Linked DNA regions of Homo sapiens: region 1 is linked to region 2. Evidence: read pairs that join two places in POLR2A ChIA-PET (ENCODE). Cell type or tissue: GM12878. All regions are shown on one strand. Each heading gives the region's core, and the rest is flanking DNA. Links, peaks and the distances in the headings are about the cores only. Region 1 has its middle 47 kb from the start of LINC00621. Region 2 overlaps LOC105370108 (a long non-coding RNA gene).

Evidence for each region. ChIA-PET counts read pairs that join two places held together with the same protein. Peaks named below come from ENCODE experiments on the same cell type or tissue, not always from the same donor. Only the 100,000 strongest peaks of a DNase experiment are listed, where the experiment ranks them.
Region 1: POLR2A ChIA-PET joins it to region 2 with 12 read pairs; 2 of 35 experiments call an interaction of 5 or more read pairs at or near these places.

What each region holds. Positions count from the first base shown.
Region 1 is chr13:22,864,073-22,874,523 of GRCh38, reverse strand. No RefSeq gene overlaps it. Among named protein-coding and RNA genes, the nearest start is that of LINC00621, 47 kb to the left of the region's middle. In GM12878, for the core only: no CTCF peak of the experiment used is centred there; no DNase peak of the experiment used is centred there.
Region 2 is chr13:22,072,136-22,082,586 of GRCh38, reverse strand. It overlaps LOC105370108 (a long non-coding RNA gene), which reads right to left. Exons shown (of 4, transcript XR_001749777.2): 3 at 8,751-8,804. Among named protein-coding and RNA genes, the nearest start is that of LINC00540, 130 kb to the left of the region's middle. RefSeq lists an enhancer at 1,293-1,844. In GM12878, for the core only: no CTCF peak of the experiment used is centred there; DNase peaks (open chromatin) are centred at 5,635 and 8,696.

The sequences.
Region 1 (10,451 bases), core at 823-8,822, 790 kb before region 2:
TTTTTTTTTTTTTTTTTTTTTTTTGAGACGGACTCTCGCTCTGTCGCCCAGGCTGGAGTGCAGCGGCACAATCTCGGCTCACTGCAAGCTCCGCCTCCCGGGTTCGCTCCATTCTCCTGCCTCAGCCTCCCAAGTAGCTGGGACTACAAGCGCCCACCACCACGCCCGGCTAATTTTTTGTATTTTTATTAGAGACCGGGTTTCACAGTGTTAGCCAGGATGGTCTCGATTTCCTGACCTCGTGAGCCGCTGCCTCAGACTCCCAAAGTGTTGGGATTACAGGCGTGAGCCACCACGCCCAGCACTCTTTCTCCACTTCTATATCAGTAGGGTGGCATAGCTTGAGGAGCCTCTGCTGTAGGTTAGGGGAACTTCTCTGTCATGATTTATCCACAGTTGCTGAGGACAAGATTTGGAGTGAGGCATGTTCAAATAACTAGGTGAGCCTATTCAGGCAGAGGGCTGAAAACTTTACATTTAACATTGGATTATTGTTCGTTGTTCATTTAATAAGCAGTAAAAAACATGAGAAAACTTTTGTTCCATCTCCTGATTTTTTTGAAATTTCCACTTCATTTTGTTAGGAAGACAGAGATACAGTGATGCCCAGGCTAGGTGGGCCTTCACACAATATGGTGCCTTAACCATATTGCTACACAGAGCTGTAGCTATTCCAGAGAAAATGCAGCAGAGACCACAGAGTGTCTGCCAGGCTTCCTCAATTTTACTGAAACACATGTACTACCTGCATGCGCTAATGAGAAATAAAAAGATTTCATAGTCATTTGGAGATTCAAAATGCTCACCATCAAGAGTGACTACTGTAAACGAAGGAGCCAAGGACAATTGCCAGGGAAAGAGTCAGATGAAAAAAATAAAGGAAGAAAGAAGAAAGGAAGGAAGAAAGGACAAAAGGAATGGAGGGAGGGAGGGAAAGAGGGAGAAAGGGAGAAATGAATGAAGGAGAAAGAAAAGGAAGTGAATGGTGTCAAACAGAAAACTTGCAAAAGAAAGTGGGTGGTTTGAAGTTTAGGATAAAGGGAATAAAAGATCCAGATAAATTTTTTAACAAGCAAATTAAAGTTATGAAATGCTAAGTGAAAGAAAACTGAAATCAGCCTAAGGAGCAGAACAATATTGCTCAGCAGGGGATGGTGGTTTTCAAGGTATCTGTCTTAGTCAATTCAGGCTGCTATAACAAAACATCATAGACTGGGTGGCTTAAACCACAAACATTTATTTTCCACAGTTCTGAAGGCTGGGAAGTCCAAGATTAAGGCGTCAACAGGTCTTGTGTCTGCTGAGGGCTGTCTCCCTGATTTGCAGATGTCTGCTTTCTTGCTGTGTCCTCACATGGGAAAAAGAGAGAGAATTTGCTGGTATTCCTTTTTATAAGGACACTAACCCCATTCATGAGGGTCCCACCCTCATGACCTCGCCTAAACCTATAACCTCCAAGGACTCCATTTCCAAATACCAGCAACCACATGTGTGAGCTTAGAAGAGGATCCTTCCCCAGGTGAGCCTTGAGATGACCCTGGCCTGTGACTTGATGGCAGCTTTTGAGAGACTGAGCCAGAGGCCTCCAGGTAAGCCCTTCTCAGATTCCTGAACCACAGAAACTGTGAGATAATCAATTTTATTGATATCTTGTGGATATTGATATCCCCAGTTTTATTGTGGAATAGATAACTGCCACACAGCTCCTGACAACTGGCATCTTGACACATGTTCTGTGCTCCAGGTCCCAGTAACTGTGCCCATCCATTGTTACCACAGGTCACAGTGGCCCTGGCCCTGGGGCATTATACTCTCTCTTGGTGTATTAGTCCATTCTTAGGCTGCTAATAAAGATATATCTGAGACTGGGTAATGTATAAAGAAAAAGAGGTTTAATGGACTCACTGTTACATATGGCTGGGGAGACCTCACAATCATGGAGGAAGGTGAAGGAGGATCAAAGGCACATCTTACATGGTGGCAAGACAGAGAGCATGTGCAGGGGAATTGCCCTTTATAAAACCATCAGATCTCATGAGACTTATTCACTATCATGAGAACAGCATGGGAAAAACCCGCCCGCATGATTCAATTACTTCCCACTGAATCCCTCCCATGACACATGGGGATTATGGGAGCTGCAATTCAAGATGAGATTTTGGGGGAAGGGCATAGCCAAACCATATCATTCTTCCCTGGGCCCCTCCCAAATGTCATGTCCTCACATTTCAAAATACAATCATGCCTTCCCAACAGTCCTCCAATGTCTTAACTCATTTCAACATTAACCCAAAAGTCCAAGTCCAAAGTCTCATCTGAGACAAGGCAAGTCCCTTTCGCCTATGAGTCTGTAAAATCAAAAGCAAGTTAGTTATTTTCTATATACAATGGGGGTACAGGCATTGAATAAATATTCCCATTCCAAATAAGAGAAATTGGCCAAAACAAAGGGGCTCCAGGCCCCATGCAAGTCTAAAATCCAGCAGGGCAGTCAAATCTTAAAGCTCCAAAATGATCTCTTTTGACTCCATGTCTCACATCCAGGTCACATTGATGCAAGAGGTGGGTTCCCATGGTCTTGGGTAGCTCCATCCTTGTGACTTTGCAGGGCACAGCTCCCCTCCCAGCTGCTTTCGCGGGCTGGCATTGAGTGGCTGTGGCTTTTCCAGGTTCATGGTGCAAACTGTCAGTGGATCGACCATTCTGGGGTCTGGAGGACAGTGGCCCTCTTCTCACAGCTCCACTAGGCAGTGCCCAATGGAGACTCTGTATAGGGGCTTCCACCCCACATTTCCCTTCCACACTGCCCTAGCAGAGGTTCTCCATGAAGGCTCTGCCCCTGCAGCACACCTCTGTCTGGACATCCAGGCATTTCCATACATCCTCTGAAATCTAGGCAGAGGTTTCCAAACTTCAATTCTTGACTGCTATGCACCTACAGGCTCAACACACCATGTGGAAGCTGCCAAAGCTTAGGGCTTGCACCCTCTGAATCCACGGCCTGGGCTGTACCTTGGCCCTTTTAGCCATGGCTGGAGCAGCTGGGATGCAGGGCACCAAGTCTAAAGGCTGCACACAGCAGGCGGGCCCTGGACCCAGCCCAGGAAACCATTTTCCCTCCCAGGCCTCTGGGCCTGTGATGGTAGGGGCTGTTGCAAAGGTCTCTGACTTGCCCTGGAAATATTTTCCCCATTGTCTTGGTGATTAGCATTTGGCTCCTTGTTACTTATGCAAATTTCTGCAGCTGGCTTGAATTTATCCTCAGAAAATGGGTTTTGCTTTTGTGCTGCATTGTCAGGCTGCAAATTTTTCAAACTTTTAAGCTCTGCTTCATCTTGAACACTTTGCCACTTTGAAATTTCTTCTACCAGATACTTTAAATCATCTCTCTCAAGTTCAAAGTTCCACAGATCTCTAGGGCAGGGGCAAAATGTCACCAGTCTCTTTGCATAGCAAGAGTGACCTTTACTCCAGTTCCCAACAAGTTCCTCATCTCCATCTGAGACCACCTCAGCCTGGACTTTATTGTGCATATCACTATCAACATTTTGGTCAAAGCCATTCAACAGTCTCTAGGAAGTTCCAAACTTTCCCACATTTTCCTTTCTTCTTCTGAGCCCTCCAAACTATTCCACCCTCTGCCTGTTACCTAGTTCCAAATTCACTTCCACATTTTGGGTATCTTTACAGCGGCACCACACTCTACTGGTACCAGTTTACTATATTAGTTCATTCTCACACTGCATTAAGACATACCTCGAGACTGGGTAATTTATAAAGAAAAAGAGGTTTAATGGAATCACAGTTCCACATGGCGGGGGAAGCCTCATAATCATGGAGGAAGGTGAAGGAGGAACAAAGGTATGTCTTACACGGCGGCAGGCAAGAGACCATGTGTAGGGGAACTGCCCTTTATAAAACCATCCAATCTAGTGAGACATTCACTATCATGAGAACGACATGGGAAAAACCTGCCCCCATGATTCAGATACCTCCCACTGGGTCCCTCCCATGACACACAGGGATTATGAGAGCTACAATGCAAGATAAGATTTGGGTGAGGACACAGCCGAACCATATCACTTGGGAATTCCCTGCATCCTACCCAGACCTTTGTAAGCTGGTCTCAGCCTGCCCAATTTGAATGTGCTGGTTCTTCCAGATCCCTGATGCATACCATTGTCTTGGCCAGGCCCATCACATAATGATTTTGAATCTTTTGACAGTATTCACCATATAATATGGCTACTTGAAGTAAATGTTTTCTAACCTGTCATTTAAAGTGATTTATGTATCATCTATATATCTACATTGTAAGTTAAAAAAAATCAACTGGATTAATAGGAAAGTAAATGTCAAAATAAGTGCAAAGGCAGGTTAGGTCCAAGGTTTTTTAAGTCCAGCAGTTCAGTAAGGCTAAGGCCCTCTTTCTTCTCTGCCAAACTCAATGTGTGGGCTTGATCTTCTAGATCACTCTCTAAAGGTGGCATGGTCCTTGCAGTTGATTTAGATATATTTTCATATCCTCCAGGCTAGGAAGCATTGATAGGCAAAAAATAAAATAATGTACCTTCTTAAGAATGAAGATACTGGGGGCCAGGTACAGTGGCTCACGTCTGTAATCCCAGCACTTTGGGAGGCCAAGGCAGGCGGATCATGAGGTCAGGAGATCAAGACCATCCTGGCTAACATGGTAAACCCCATCTCTACTAAAAACACACACAAAAAAATTAGCCGGGTGTGGTGGCAGTCACCTGTAGTCCCAGCTACTTGGGAGGCTGAGGCAGGAGAATGGTGTGAACCCGGGAGGCGGAGCTTGCAGTGAGTGGAGATTGTGCCACTGCACTCCAGCCTGGGCGATAGAGCAAGACTCTGTCTCAAAAAAAAAAAAAAAAAAAAAAAAAAAAAGAATGAAGATACATTTTCAGAAGATTCTTAGTAGAGTAACATTCAAATCTGTTTAGCAAGAACCACTTAATTGCTTGTCTACATCAATTAGCTGCAAAGGGAGTGGGGCCCTTATGAACACATAAAAGGAATCCAAACCTGCCTTTTAGAATCTGTGAAGCAAGCATGAGTTAAATAAAGGAGGGTGGATACCTAAAAAAAAAATCAATATCATGTCAGAAAGAAAGAAGCAGCTTTGAATGTCAGGTAGGCAATAAATAGTAACTGATACACTAAAATCTTTCCATTTTGTCCTCCGTCCATCCATCCATCCATCCATCCATCCATTCATCCATCTCATAATAAACTAATGCCACATAAAACTGAAATCATGTATTTGCTATTTCTTCCCCTTAAAAATTTTTGAATGTGACTCATGTTCACAACACACTGAATTTAGTGTGCTGGTTTACTTAATTTTTTTGTTTTTTTCAACAGACTGCTTACTTGTTAAGGTAAGAAGCACCTGTGAGTCTACTACTCATTGCTTTAACCTGGCCATAATTTACATTTAGCTTTATAGTCCCCCTACATTTCAAAACCTTCTCTTCTTCCCACCAAAAGTAACAGTCATCCCACCACTTTGTTAATTAACCCATTTTTATTTATGTATTTTTGTTGCTTCTATAATTTTGCCAATATATTTTATTTCTAACTTTATAGAAAACATATACTAAGCAATCTTCTTTCCCCACTCAATAGTATATTTCTAAATATACTATTTAGAAATATAATATATATTATATTATATTTAGAAATATAATATATATTATATTATATTTAGAAATATAATATATATTATATTATATTTAGAAATATAATATATATTATATTATATTTAGAAATATAATATATATTATATTATATTTAGAAATATAATATATATTATATTATATTTAGAAATATAATAGTTTATTTCTAAAATTCAACCACATGGTTGGTTATTCCCTTTGATTCCTTTATACGATTCCTTTCTGTGAATATCTTAGCACTTACTCATTTACTTGTGTCAGTGGACATATTATCTCTAGGGTTTTTGTACTGTGAACGGTTCTGCTTGGAACACTCTTTCATGTGTCCCCTAGCAAATGTAGAATTAGGTTCTATTAGATATGTAGCTTCTTGAGGAATTACCTAGGAGTCAAAATCCTTGATCATTATCAAATTAAAACCCTGTAAAGAGAATGAAAAGATAAGCTACAGACAGTAATATAATATTTTCAACTCACGTATCTGGCAAAAGACTAGTATTTAGAATATATAAAGAAGCCTCAAAATAAGCAGTAAAACATAAAGAATCCAATTGGGAAATGGGCAAAAGAAATGCACAGATATTTCGCTGATGAAGATATATAGATGATTAATAGCACACAAAAAGTTATCTAACAGCCATTAGAGAAATACAAAAGTAAAATCACAATGAGATGTCACTATATACCTATCAGCATGACTAAAATAAAAAATGTTGATGACACCAGGTACTGGTGAGGATGCAGAAAAACTGGATTACTCAGATGTTGCTGGTGGAAGTTAAAAATGACACAGCCACTCTGGAAAATCATTCAGCAGTTTCTGATAAAACTAAATATGCACTTACTACACAACTCAGCAGTTGCATTCCTGGGTATTCATCCAAGAGAAATAACAACTTATGTCCACACTAAAAATTGTACACAAGCATTCATAGTAACTTTATGTGAAATAGCCAAATATTGGAAACAGTCAAAATGTCCTTCAATAGGTGAATGGTTACACAAACTATGATGCACCCATAACATGGAATACTACTCAGTAATACAAAGAAATGAACAATGATGTACACAACAATTTCTATGGAACATCATTCTAGGGAATGATGCCAAGTGAAAAAAGTCAGAAAATTTCAGCTGAACTATTAGCTGTCTCATGAGTGCTGAAAAGGTGAACATTGGAATTTTGGATTCTGAAGTTCACTGGTAATTACCCTCAACTTTAGTTGTGCTGCCAGAAGGACAACACCATAGGAGTCAGGGGAAATAAGAATTATATTAGGACTTAGAAAGACTGAAATCCAATCTCAAACCAGCCCCATGCCTCATTGTGTTAAGATGATGGAAATTTCCCTTAACATAACTGCCCTGCCAGATGCCTCAAAAATTCATTCTAAAAGAAGATAATGCTCTCTAATGAATTGATATTTTTTCATCCACAACATCAGTTATTAAATTAAAGAAAGAACCAGAAAACTATTAGGCATTCTAAGGTATAAGACCAAGAAAAAACAGATAATAGAAACAGATGCAGAGTTGATCCAGAAATTGAAGTTAACAGAGGCAGACTGACATAATAGTGATTAGTATATTCAGGAAGATAGATGCCAAGGTGGAAAACATCATTAAGAGATTGAATCTAAAAACAATAATCAAATGAGTATTCAATAACTGAAATATAGTAACACGTTAAGCATCTGATCATTCCTTTCTGCCTGTTGCCCTCAGTCACGTGACTTTGCAGTGCCTTCCCATTCTCACACTGGCCTTGCCCATGTGCATTGCTTTGGTAAAGGGATACTAACAGACATGACAAAAACAGAGCCTCAACAAGGCCCTTGCATATTTCCACTTCCTCTCTAGCTCCTCTGTGGCTGCCAAGAGAGCACTGAGCTTGAGTGGTTGTTTGTTATGCAGCTTTGTTGTGGCAATCGATAGCTGATCCAGTAGAAGAGCTGTCACTGGCTATAACTGGAAAGAAATGTGCATAACATATTTTCTTTTTTTTTTTTTTTGAGACGGAGTCTCGCTCTGTCGCCCAGGCTCGAGTGCAGTGGTGCGATCTCTGCTCACTGCAAGCTCTGCCTCCTGGGTTCACGCCATACTCCTGCCTCAGCCTCCTGAGTAGCTGGGGCTACAGGTGCCCGCCACCACGCCTGGCTAATTTTTTGTATTTTTAGTAGAGAAGGAGTTTCACCATGTTAGTCAGGATAGTCTCGATCTCCTGACCTCATGATCTGCCCGCCTCAGCCTCCCAAAGTGCTGCGATTACGGGCGTGAGCCACCGCGCCCGGCCAACATATTTTCTTTCATACTTTGTATTCTTTCCTCCCTTCTAAGTATTTAGAATAACTTGTTTTTATTGTCCTGTGATGTGTGGAATTTACATAAGTTGGGACCTTCAAAGTGCAGGGATGAACTTTGTGGTGGTGATGTGGATCACAGACTATAAAGAATGAGCTAGGTCCTGGACACTGTAGCATTGGAATTTGTTTTTCAGTCACCTTTGTCATATGGCATGCCACACTGCTGTACACGGTACCAGCACAAGGAAGAGAAACTATCATATTGAGGCCCTCAGTTTTTTTTTACCTACAAATTTACCTCTTTGAGTCGTTTGAATCTGAACTTTTCCTCTCTTGAGATCACCATTTGTTAAAAAAAAAGTGGTGTAAGATCTTGATTCTAGTTTTCTTGGGTTATGTAATCTGAGTGTGATTGCAGAGTAGAATTACCCATGGTCGTTCTATTTTTAATTTTTTTAAGAAAGGGTTTCATGTTGATTGTAGCATTATTCACAGTAGCCAAGATATACACATAAACTAAGTGTCCATTGATGGATGAATGAAGAAAATGTGGTAAATGCATACCATGGAATATTTGATTGACTAAATTTCATATAGCTAATCAAATCTCTAATTTTCCTTGTGCTAAGAATCTCTTTTCCATTTTAGTTACCACCAACTTCCAAAGAATTGGAAAACATGGCCTTGCTACCATACCCCAACAGATTTGGATTGAAATTCTTCCACACAGAGCAAAACTGAGTCAGAAGCCTGTGTGGTGTGTAGGGGGAAATAGGCTAAAACAAAGTTCTATAACTGATCGACTGTATGTATAAGCAGGATTGATTCTTGGTGTCCTAGGTCATGAACAAAGGAGAGAGAGTTTTGATTTCTGTAACAGTGTATTGGCTTTCTCAGAGGGCTAAGATGAGCTGCTCAGACGAGTACATTTAAAAGAGATTTTTTGGCTGGGAGCGGTGGCTCACGCCTGTAATCCCAACACTTTGGGAGGCCGAGGCGGGTGGATCACGAGGTCAGGAGATCGAGACCATCCTGGCTAACATGGTGAAACCCCGTCTCTACTAAAAATACAAAAAAAAAAAAATTAGTTGGGTGAGGTGGCAGGCACCTGTAGTCCCAGCTACTCGGGAGGCCGAGGCAGGAGAATGGCATGAACCCAGGAGGCGGAGCTTGCCGTGAGCAGAGATCACGCCAGTGTACTCCAGCCTGGGTGACAGAGCGAGACTGTCTCAAAAAAAAAAAAAAAAAAAGAGATTTTGGCTGAGTGCAGTGGCTCACGCCTATTATCCCAGTGCTTTGGGAGGCCGAGGTGAGAGGATTGCTTGAGGCCAGGAGTTCAAGGTTACAGTGAACCATGATCATGCTACTGCACTGTGGCCTGAGTGACAGAGCAAGGCCTGTCTCAAAAGGGAGACTTTTTAAAGATGACAGAAATGTTTGTGAAGAAAATGTGCTTTTTAAAATGAGGTTGATTGGTTTTGATAGAACATATATTGATACACTTAAAGTATTTGTAATAATATTAAGAATAAACTTAAAGTTTATAAAATACCTCAACTTTGATTATTTTCCAGTCAAAGAATGGTGCAGGTGATTTCCTTTCTCTGGTTTGAAGAGTGTCAGGCTTAAGAGATTGGCCCTTCCATTCATACTCAGAGCCTGAGTATGAACCAAGTACCCTGGGGCCCACCAGTGGAAGGGCCAATGGAGGCCCACGGAGGGCAGTACTGGCAACAACACTGTAGTCCTTTCAAATTTGGTTGTTACTGCTTGTGAAGTGGCCGGTTCTGGATTCCTTTTTCTCTTGTTCCCCTTTTCTCAATCTCATTCCCAATCTGGGGTCCATTATCTGAAGCCAGGGAGAGGTGTGAAGTAGGAACTTGAACCTTCTCTTCTTTGTCCAAGAACAAAAAGGAATTTGGGATAAAGGGCTTCCTGGGAAGGCTGTTTCCCAGGGGAGGCACCCTCTGGTAGAGTGGACGTATAGCTTGCAGAAGACATTGCTCATTTCTTTTTTCTTTTTTTGAGATGGAGTCTCGCTCTGTCGCCCAGGCTGGAGTGCAGTGGCGCCATCTCGGCTCACTGCAAGCTCCACCTCCCGGGTTCACGCCATTCTCCTGCCTCAGCCTCCCGAGTAGCTGGGACTACAGGTGCCCAACACCATGCCTGGCTAATTTTTTTGTATTTTTAGTAGAGACGGGGTTTCACCATGTTAGCCAGGATGGTCTCGATCTCCTGACCTCGTGATCCGCCCGTCTTGGCCTCCCAAAGTGCTGGGATTACAGGCGTGAGCCACCGCGCCTGGCCGACATTGCTCATTTCTTACGAATGCTCACCTTCCAGAGTTGTTCATAGTCAACAGCAGGGCTGAGGGACCTTACAGACCAGCCTGCCCGGGTATGAGGTGAACTGCCCTGGGATTGGCCTCCTCCTCTGAGTGGATCCCTGT
Region 2 (10,451 bases), core at 1,525-9,524:
TTAAGAGGGAGTTACTTTTATTGGAGTGACAAAGATCTCTGGCTCCCCTACAATCAGACTCAAGACCACAGAGATTATTGGCCTGTCTTAAACATAAATAAGCCTGTCTGAAAGATTCAAGATGCTGGGGCAATTCCATAGATATGAGAACGATAAAATGAACCCAAAAGTCAGAGGCACCCAATAGCCAGGTGGAAAGCTCCTCTGGTCCTTTGAAGAAGGTGGTAGGGGAAGAACAGGAATGAGGACATTCTTCCCTTCCTCTATTCATATAAACATTAGCAATGGTTTTCCGAACAAAGAAGAGCAGCTGCTTTCCAGCCAGTGGATCAAAGTGTGAGCAGGTGACGATGCCTGCTCTCTAAGAGAAGCCTATCAGGCACCAAAGTGCAAAGGTGACAATTAGAATGGACAAGGTGAGTAGGTGTTGAAATATCCACACAATATTTCCAAAAGTTCAGAGATTACTGTAGATTATGTCCTGGAGCTGGGAAAATGTTTGAGTTGGGAGGGTTTTCATTTTTGCCTGAAGTGATTCTCCAAGTTTAAATGTATACCTTTATAACTATGACATTTCTGTAAAACAAAAGATCTCATTGTTCCTCCTTTCATTGGTGAACTCTTATTCAATTCACATAACACACTAGAGTTCTTTCATTTTTCTTTGGTTTCCAGCACAAAACTCTGTGACATCTTCCTAACTGACAGCCAAATGTTTATAAGCCTACCTATCCAAGACAGGTACTTTTTATTTGAAATGCCATTGATAGATTTAATTATGTTCAACTTTCTCAAAAAAACAATCCCACTGGCGCAGTGAAATATATTGAGTTTGATGTGTTTGGCTGCAAAAACTTTCATTTGGCCAAGGCTACATAGTCTGAAGGCTCCAAGTGTAAATTATAATGTTATTTGAGATGAAGTATAGAGTCATTTGTGGTGCTCGGGCACGACACATGACGTAATCTTACACTCTATCTGCAGGTGTGATATTGGATTCTGCTAGGACAGGCACCTGGTATCAATGTTCAGTCTGGCATTGTTTCAACACAGTCTACCGTGGATGAAGATGACTAAAATAAAATAGCACCCAGCTACAGCAGGGTCGTTTTTTTTTCTTTTTTTTTTTTAAAAGGAGGACTGATAAGCAACAATTACCAATGAGTTAAATGGTATCTGATTACTCTCTTTCCCGGAGCAGCACAAAATTCTTGCTCTTTACAGTAATAGTCTCAGGGCTATAAGAAGACAGAAGTAAAATAATGTATTATGAATAACCAATATAATAATGCATATGCATGGATTATTAATATGTAAACATATTATAACTAATAATAAATACACATGAAAAGAATGCAGATATTGATGGCTTCTTTTTCAAACACAGTTGATGGACGTATACTGAGCCATGCATTTTCTCCTTATGACATTCATCACACTAGTAGTTACTTATGGAATGCCTGTCTCTACCTCTAGTCTCTAAGCCAAGCGAGGGGAGGGACCTAACAGACTGCCTGGCACCTAAGAGTGGCTCAATACATCTGCTCAGTGAATGACTGTGTTCTCATGTTCTTTCTCATGGCCTGATCTTTGCAGAGGCATTCACTTACAAATTAGGCAGCTGCCTGGTTGGGGGTTTAAAGGTATGGCCTCTAATCATGGAGTAGAGAAAACCAGCTACCCTATTTGAAAACAGTACCTATGATCTTAACATCATTGAGATGTCTGTGAGATGCTCTAGCATCCTCAAAATGCACTGCCATGGCCAGATGTATCAGCAGCTGAAAAGATAATCTTTTGGGTATTTTGGGAGGAGATAGGGAAATATGATTTTCCAAAGTGATCTCTAGTAACCTAAGCACCTTGAAATTTTTAGATATTACAAACATTTATAGAATTTATCTTTTTAAAGTTAATGGGAATTCAAATTAAAGGGTTTGATGGACCTTAATCCAGGCATAGGATGGATGGATCAGCATGATACATTTGATGGGCAGTTATGTGAGAGATCAGTTAAGGTGTGAGAACTGAAAGAACATGGTAGAATCTCAAGCCGAATTTTGAACCATTCTAGGAAAATGAAAACTATTCATTTATTGATTTTATCCCCTCCCTAAGGGGAAGAATATGATTTCATTAGTTTAAAATTCAAAGAAAGATCCCAAAATGATTCTGTAGTCATAATCTCATTTGATCCCCATAACACCCCCCAAAAGGCAGGCAGGGGTCTCGAGTCACCTTCCCTCTGCCTGGGTGGGTAATTGGCTTGGCCTTGGTGTCCCGTTTCTCCCTCCACATCAGGCTGTCTCTCCTAAATGTTCAGACTCACTCAACTTGCCGCCTTGTCCTACTCAACCAGAGCGTTCACATTTAGAAGCGACGTGGCTGGCAATTGGAGCCTTTGCACTCCCACGTGGCTCTTCTTGTTTCCCTCGTGTGCTGGATGGCTCAATCTTGCAAAACGTGAACTCCAAGGAAGTTAATTCTTTCCACAGGCCCCACCACATTTGACAATCGAAGCTGGCATCTCACCCTCTCTCCTGTTTATGTGCCAGTGGCAAACAGAGGTCTTCCGTTAGAACAGACTATTTTGGTGCATAGCAGTCTACTAGGGCCAGTTCTCAATCAGGCAACCCGACAAGCAGAGAGCGGCCTAACACCACTGCAGTCAATCAGGGCTTCCTTGGCAGGATTTTTCTGAAGTGCTGGTGCATATCACATAACATCTCAAAGCATTTTTTTTAAAGAAGTCAGGGAAATGTTCCTGCCTGTGTTTGAATTCGCACCCTGTTGTTTAGCAAATCCAAACCTAAAAAAGGTTTCAACAACTTTTGAGAAATAATCTCGAAGTCTTTTTACACATGTACATTGAGGGGTTTTTCTCCTCTTTTTAATTTGCCTGGAGGAATAAAAATGGTATCACCCATTGAAAAAAAATACTTATTCATCCATGCATTCATTCATCACAGTCAAAACTATGTAATTCAATAGTATACTTCCATATAATGCAAAACTATTGAAAGTTAGAGGGAAGACAAGACAGAAAGGGAGAGAGGAATTTCCATTCTCTCTTCTAAAGTTCTTAAAGAGATACATGAAAGTCCCAAGATGAAGATATGCTTTTGTGGACGTCCATAGGGCCAAGCTAGGACTGTTGATTCTAAAACCATTAGAAGAGAGAGAAAGGGTAAGGAAGTTTGTGAAGAAATGGCAAGAGGCCACTTAACAGGTTTAGTCAACCCTCCTGATGAGGCCAGCCATTTCCCGAAAGGTTCAAGAGACACGGTCAAAGTAAGAGGCAGGTGAGAGCCACAAACGAAGACCAGAAAGGTTTTAGAAAATATAAATTTTCAAAAAATGCAAAATGACACACACAAGACTGGAATATCGAGTACGGTTGTGCTTGGCATCTGCAGGGCACTGGTTTCAGGAGCTCTGAGGCCAAGCTTGCTAAGTTTTCTGTCCCTGGAAGCAATTGAGCCAACTCAATGCTACCTTTCATGATGGATCAGGAGATTCTGAAAGTGAGTACAAGGTTGGATCTGATGACTTTTGTGGACCTTGCCAACTCTACAGAATGTGTGACTCTAAACTACAGGATAAATGAATCTCGACTACTACTTTCTTCCAAATCCATGAGAACAGAGTGTTTCAGAACAGAATAAATGTCACTGGGAGTAATTCTTCCTGATGCTGGATTCAAAGGTCTTCCTGTCCTTCCATACCACCACCACAAATTCATCCTGCCATAGACTCACAGAATCTTAGAGTCAGAGAAACCATTTTAAATTATTCATCCACATTTCCACCCAAAGGGAAAATCTCCCTGGCATCAGTGTGAGCCAAATGTCAATCAGCTTCTGCTGGGAATCATTTAGACCAGGAACACAGGCCTCATGAGGCAGCCACATTCTTTCTAGAATGTTCCCATTCATTAGAAAAGCCATCCATACATGCAACTAAATGTATCTTCCTGTGCAACTCACCTACTGCTCCCAGATTTTGCTTGCTTTTATTTTAGTAGCTTTCCAACTCCAATTCTTGTTTAATTTGAAGTCCAGCTGGGCCTCAGGGCAATACTTTGCTACCATGCTCTTATTAGTTCACTCTCTGAAGGTGAGAGCTCTGAGGAGGAGGAGATTTGGCCATGCATGATGTATGTTATCATTACTATTAAGGACAAGAATAACTGCCATTTATCAGGTGCCTTGTCATGTATATGCATATTGCCAGTCCTCTCAACAATCTTTATAGTATGTATTATATCCATTTATAGTTGAAAAAAAAAAACAACACTCAGCACAGGTTAATGACTCACTTAAGGGCAAAAAGATAATAAGGAGTAAGCCAGGATCTGGAGCCCCACAGCATGCGTGCTTTCCATTAACCCTCCAGGTTGTTTGTTTTACCTGTCCAAGTGAACTGTATTTTTAGCCTATTTGGTTTGTCATCACCTTTTTTTTCCAATTTGTGGCAACGGCATTATCTTATAGCCTAGACTGCCTGAGAATCAATGACTTCTGACCAGTAAATACTCAGCAAAGGTAAATATAATGAATGAAACTATCAATTCCCAAACTATGTAAAGGGTACTTATTCTGGGTTGAGTCAAAGAATGAAATGAGTCAAACAAATGAAAGCACAAACTTCACAAGAGAATGCATATGTATTTACTTTGGAGAGTTGCAGCTTAGGAGACAGAGCATTACACTCTATAGACATTTAAGCATTGCAAATCTCACTAATATGTATGGTTCAGAAAAATTAAGAGAGATACCTGTGAACAACATCACCCCCCAAATACGTTCAGTAGTGCTTAAAATGTTTTATTAAAACTCAAAAAAAAGACGTGCAAAAAAAGTTGAATCAAATGACTGATGATGTTCAAAGTGTTGAAAGAAACATTTTTTCCTGAACTGTTATACAGTGCCACCCACGTGGGAAACTCAACAGACATATTAATTATACCTAGCATGTAATCCAAAAGATCCAGAGAATGTGCTTTATTTATTTTTTCTTTAGGGAATGGGAGGAGAGTAAAATAAGATGATAGCTGCAGATGATGTGGATATATGGGTGTGCTGTTTTCATCTGAAAAATCTTAAGTCACACTGATTCCTCCCAAAATTGTTATCTCCCTCTGTAAATAAACCCAAACCTAATTACTACACTGAGCTCTGATACAGATTCTATTGCTCAACCTGGGAAAGACTTCCAAAATGACCTACGTCTCTGAGGGTTTGGTTTTTGAGGTTCCCCCCCTCCACACACACACACACAAATTCACTCTTACACACTGATAATCACTTTTGTTTATCACTTTTTCCACCTCCTGCAAGGAGATGTGCGTCATTTCTGGACTTTTTCCAACCCCTGTTTATAAAAGCTTGAGCAATCTCAAAACACCTGGTTTGCTGAAAGAACTAAAGAGGGGCCAAAATGTGACTAAAGTGTAGACCACCTAAAAAAATCTGAAAACAGCGGAACCCTGAGCCAGATATCAGAGGCTGGTATTTCATTAGCACTGGCTTTATTTTGGTACATGCTTGTAAAATGAACTAAAAAGCTTTGAGGTATAATACCAAATCCCTTGAGGTGATGAACTTAGACTGAGCTATCCTGAGCCTTGATGTTGTGGTCTGTTGGTTTGTTTGCTTAGGTAGCGAATGCAGCAGCTGACTGCAATGCTCATTTGCAATCTGCAGACGCAGGTCCCTCCAGGAGGGAACTCAGCTCTAAAGAGGCCCCCATCTCTCTCTCTCACTCACTCTTACTCCTTTGGGCACACCCAACTTTCCATGCTTCCTAGATAAACCCACTCTTTCCCACCTCACTTCCCTGGTGCAAGCCATTCCCTCTGCCTGAAATACTCACCACCCCCTAACTCCTGATCTTAGCCCTGACTATAACTCTTACTTCAGAAATCAGAGTCAATAATTCTTCCTTAGTAATCCCTTCTCTGGCTCCCCCAACAAAATGTCCCTATATCCAACCTACAGGGCCATGTTCCTGTCCTGCTTGGGACTCAGCACACCTGTTTCTGTGTTTAATGGTGGCTTCTCTGTCCCAAGCTTCATGACAGCAGAGACCATGCCCAGCTGGCTCGCTGCTATGTCCCCCAAACTTAGTCGAGTGGGCAGCACAGACCATGCTCAATGAGTATTGGCTGACTGATTACCAAGCTCACTTATCTTTCAATCTCTTTATTTCAGGGTACGGACTAAGTCTCAGTCATCCTCACTGTTCCTGAACATCACACAATTTCCAACAAGTAGTATTTCATATGCATTTCTTGAAATAAATGAATAAAAGGGGTACATACTTCCAATTTATAACATGATATAAAAATAGATAATTATGTAAGGAGCTATGCACCTTTGTCCCTTAAAAAACAGTTGTGTTTTCAAACAAAATGCCCCAATAATAAATAACTCCATCCAGCAGTAAACTCACACTGTGCCCCATCCTCTGCTTTTTTCTTGAGGATTATCTGCCAAAAACAAAACAGTCAGCTCTAGCATGACAAGTTCTATCAGCCAAAGTTATCTGGGATTCTTTTAAGCCTGTGTGGTTTGTTTCGTTTTATTTTAACTAAACCCAAACTTAAAAAAAAAAAATCAAATTTGAATCTGGGAAGCTTTAAAAGATAAGGGCATTGTTGGATATTTTTATTCCCAAAACAAAATTTATTATAGGATTGTGTTCTGCTGATATATCCAGAGGCATTCAAACTAATATAGAATGTTGAAGAAAATAAATCTGGATGTAAAGATGAGAAATAGTCTAGATAGAATATTGTCTTTCAGCATCTAAATGTGAGCTTATGCCTGAGGAGTCTCCCTCTATAGGGAGAATAATCCAATCCAGTGAGGATGGGCAGCGGGGAGTGGGGAGGAGGGAAACGTCTCCTGGCCATATTGGGGTTTTTAAATGAATGAAATGCTGACAACTTGATCATAACCAGGTTGCTTTCTCACCATTACCACAATGAGTAAAATTTACTTAGTCAATACTCACAAGTGAGAGTTTTAAAAAATGTATTCAGTTTAAGCTGTTTGTTAAAACATATGACCTATATTGAAATGCTCAGATGTTAATGATAATAAAAATCAGAAATATTCTGGAAAGGATAAAGAACATTTTCCCAATCTGCTTGCAATTGTTTCTATCCTTTTTTTTTTTTTTCATTTAATCACCCTGTAAATCAGAAAATTAATGGCAACCTTATTTCACCTTGGATAAATGTACACACTTTCCCTAGTTAAGAAGCCCACCAGGTTTTAACTTGTTGAATACACACTGTAGCTGGTCTGCAAGGAAGACAAGCAAGCCAATAGTTTCTGTCTACATGTGGAAATTTTACAATATCTGGAGAAACCAGTGACACAACTAAGAATGCTAATATTTTTCTGTATTCAGTAAAAGCTCTGGAAGTCATGATGTAAAATCCTTCCCTATGCTTAAACTACGTACCTGCCCAGAGTTCATCAGCTATAAGAAAATAAGGCCATTCAAACATTTTACCAATTCATTACATGCTATCACTGCCACCTCACGAGCCAATAAAAATGCAGAATTCTCAATGTTTGTGGGGATGGCAATGCATCCCTGCTATGTGAGGAATCTCAGCCTGGTCTGGGATCTGCCAGGTAAAACTTTCCTGTTGGGCTGTGTTGAATTTTCTTCAAGAAACAAAACAAAAAAGTAGAGAAAAAATACAAAAATAAGAAGAAAAAAGAGAAAATACTAGTGCACAATAACGTGCATGGAAAGGCAGACTGACATGATTGTGCACCTTTGCCCAGGTCATCCCACCTCTGTGGGACTCAGTTTCTTCACCTGCAGAATCCTGCAAAGGCAATTCTTCATAATTCATTACCAAGATCACATAATTCTAAACTGTTGAGACACAGCCTCATTCCCATAAGATGAGCTCCTAAAGCCACCACCCTCAGATGGGTTTCTCTTTCAATTTGACCCATTGGTGGACTCAGTGGGATGAGTGGTACTTTAAGACTCACTTCTGACATTTTAGTGACAGTTATTTTCCAACTAATTTTACACCACTGCCTTCCTGTACATTCTTGAACTTCATTTTGGTGTCTCTTTGATGACCACATTTAAACTATAGTAAGGATAGGAATGAGAGAAAATGAATACAAAAAATTCCTTCTTTTTTCTCAATTACAGTATCTTTTTAATCATCCCAGGATATTGGCTAATATGGTGCTCAAATGGTATCCACTTAGTAAAACCAACTCTAGAAGAAAAAGTCAAAATATAATGAGGAATGGAAAGTAAACGGGCCATCCCATCTTCCCTACCTCATTTTCACAAATCTCAATCTCAGAAGGATAGAAAGTTTCCACACTCACCTCTACTAGAGGACATGCCAGCCCCCCATGGGAGGGGCAAGACCAGTCTTTGGACTTTGCTGTAAAATTAAGGTGGAAATTTCTGAAACTTCTATTATCCACTCAATATATACTATTGAAAGCTTATTATGTGTCACTATCTTGTACCTCTTAAAATTACTGAAATAAGGAAAGTGCATTTCATAAGACGTGTGCTTCTCTATAAACCAAATTGAAGACAGAGCAACGTGACCTCACATCTATCACTTTCTAGTTGTGTAAACTTTAATACTGAGGCTTAGTTTTCTTATTAGTAAAATGGCCACTAAATACCTGTTTCGCAGGATTGCTAGAAAATCAAAGTGACGTAAATGCTTCAGCAGTTCCCCTACCCACCTTTATCTGAGGTTTCACTTCCTGAGGTCTCAGTTACCCAGAGTCACCCGTGGTCTGAAAATATTAAATGGAAAATTCTGTAAATAAACAAGTCATATGTTTTAACTTGTGCCCCATTCTGAGTAGCAGGATGAAATCTTGCCCTGTCCCACTGCTCTCCATCCAGGGCGTGAATAATCCCTTTGTCCCAGGGATCCACACTGCATGCACCACCCACCCACCCATCAGTCACTTGTGCCCAGTTGGTCATCAGATCTACTTTCGCAGTATCACAAGGCTGAGGTTTAAGCTTTATTTGACTTACTCATGATTCCAAAGTGCAAGAGTAGTGATGATGGCATATTGTTATGATTTTCTATTATTAGTTATTATTAATCTCTTACTGAGTTTAATTTATAAAATAAATTTTATAGATATGTATGTGTAGGAAAAAACATAGTGTATATATGGTTTATTACTATCTGAGGTTTTAAGCATCACTGGGGGGTCTTAAGACTGTATCCCCACAGATAAGTGGGGAATACTGATACGATTCCTGGTATAGTATGCATATTAAGTATGCATACTTTAGTATAGTATAGTGTGCATACAGATGCATATTAAGTGTTAAACAATATCAAGAAGTACTATCATCATTGCCATAAGCAATGCTGTTATCCAGAATGGTTGTTTTTATAATGAAAGATCAACAGAAGGGCAGCTAGGTTGCATCTGGTTCCAGACAAAGAATGGAGCTGTGACCCTGCATGAAGTCAGGATATTGTCGGCCAATAGAAACACTCTGAGGACTTCTGTAAGTTTCTATGAAGAAGACAGTTGCTCACTCTTCGATCAAGTAGACTTAGTATTTTCCAAAGAAAAAGATGAAAAACTATGGGAAAACCCACTGGAAACCTTCATGCTGAGAGTGAGATAAGCAGAATGCAGACCTGTCCTCTCTAGCCACTGTCCCTGGGGCTGCCCTTGCTGCACGCCGGTGGGCTTGACAGAACAGCGCAGACAAGACCAACAGCTGCTCAGCAGCAATATCTGATTCAAAGCTTTCTGAAGCGGTGAGGACTGTGGACTCCTGGGGTCAAGAGGCAGCAACATGTCAGTGTGAGCCAGTGGAAGGAGGCCTGGGGGTCTGGGATGGTGTTGTGTGGGCCCTAGAGCTTCTGCCAAGCCCAAGTCCCCTACGATAACTAAGCCATGGAAGGAAGTAGAACCAAAGGGGATGTGATGGTGCAGGAAGTCCCAGGAGGGTGCAGAAGAGACGACATTTCTTTAAAAATGCCCCCACATAAATGGGAGATTTCACCGCTTTAACTCTAAAATAACGTTCAAAAGAGCCAATTTCTGTAAGCAATCATGAAACAGAAGCTGAGAAAGTTTCAACGCTCAGAGAATAAAGAAAGGAGTAGTCACTGCTGCAATCTCCAGCTTGAATTTTTTTTTCCTTTGCAAATGCAGGTTTTAACAAATGGAAATATTACATCTGTATACTGTGAACATCTTTCCTTGTCAGTATGTTTTCTGTTATGGCCCCTTTTTTCTTCACAAACGTATTTTTTAATAAAAATGGGAATATTGTATAAGCTTATTGTGACCATTTTTCCTTGCCAATATTCATCTTCAACCTGATTTTACGGACCTAGCTGAAGTCTGAACAAACCACTGTATCTCTGACTTTCTACTTTTGACGGAAGTTCTTTCACTAAG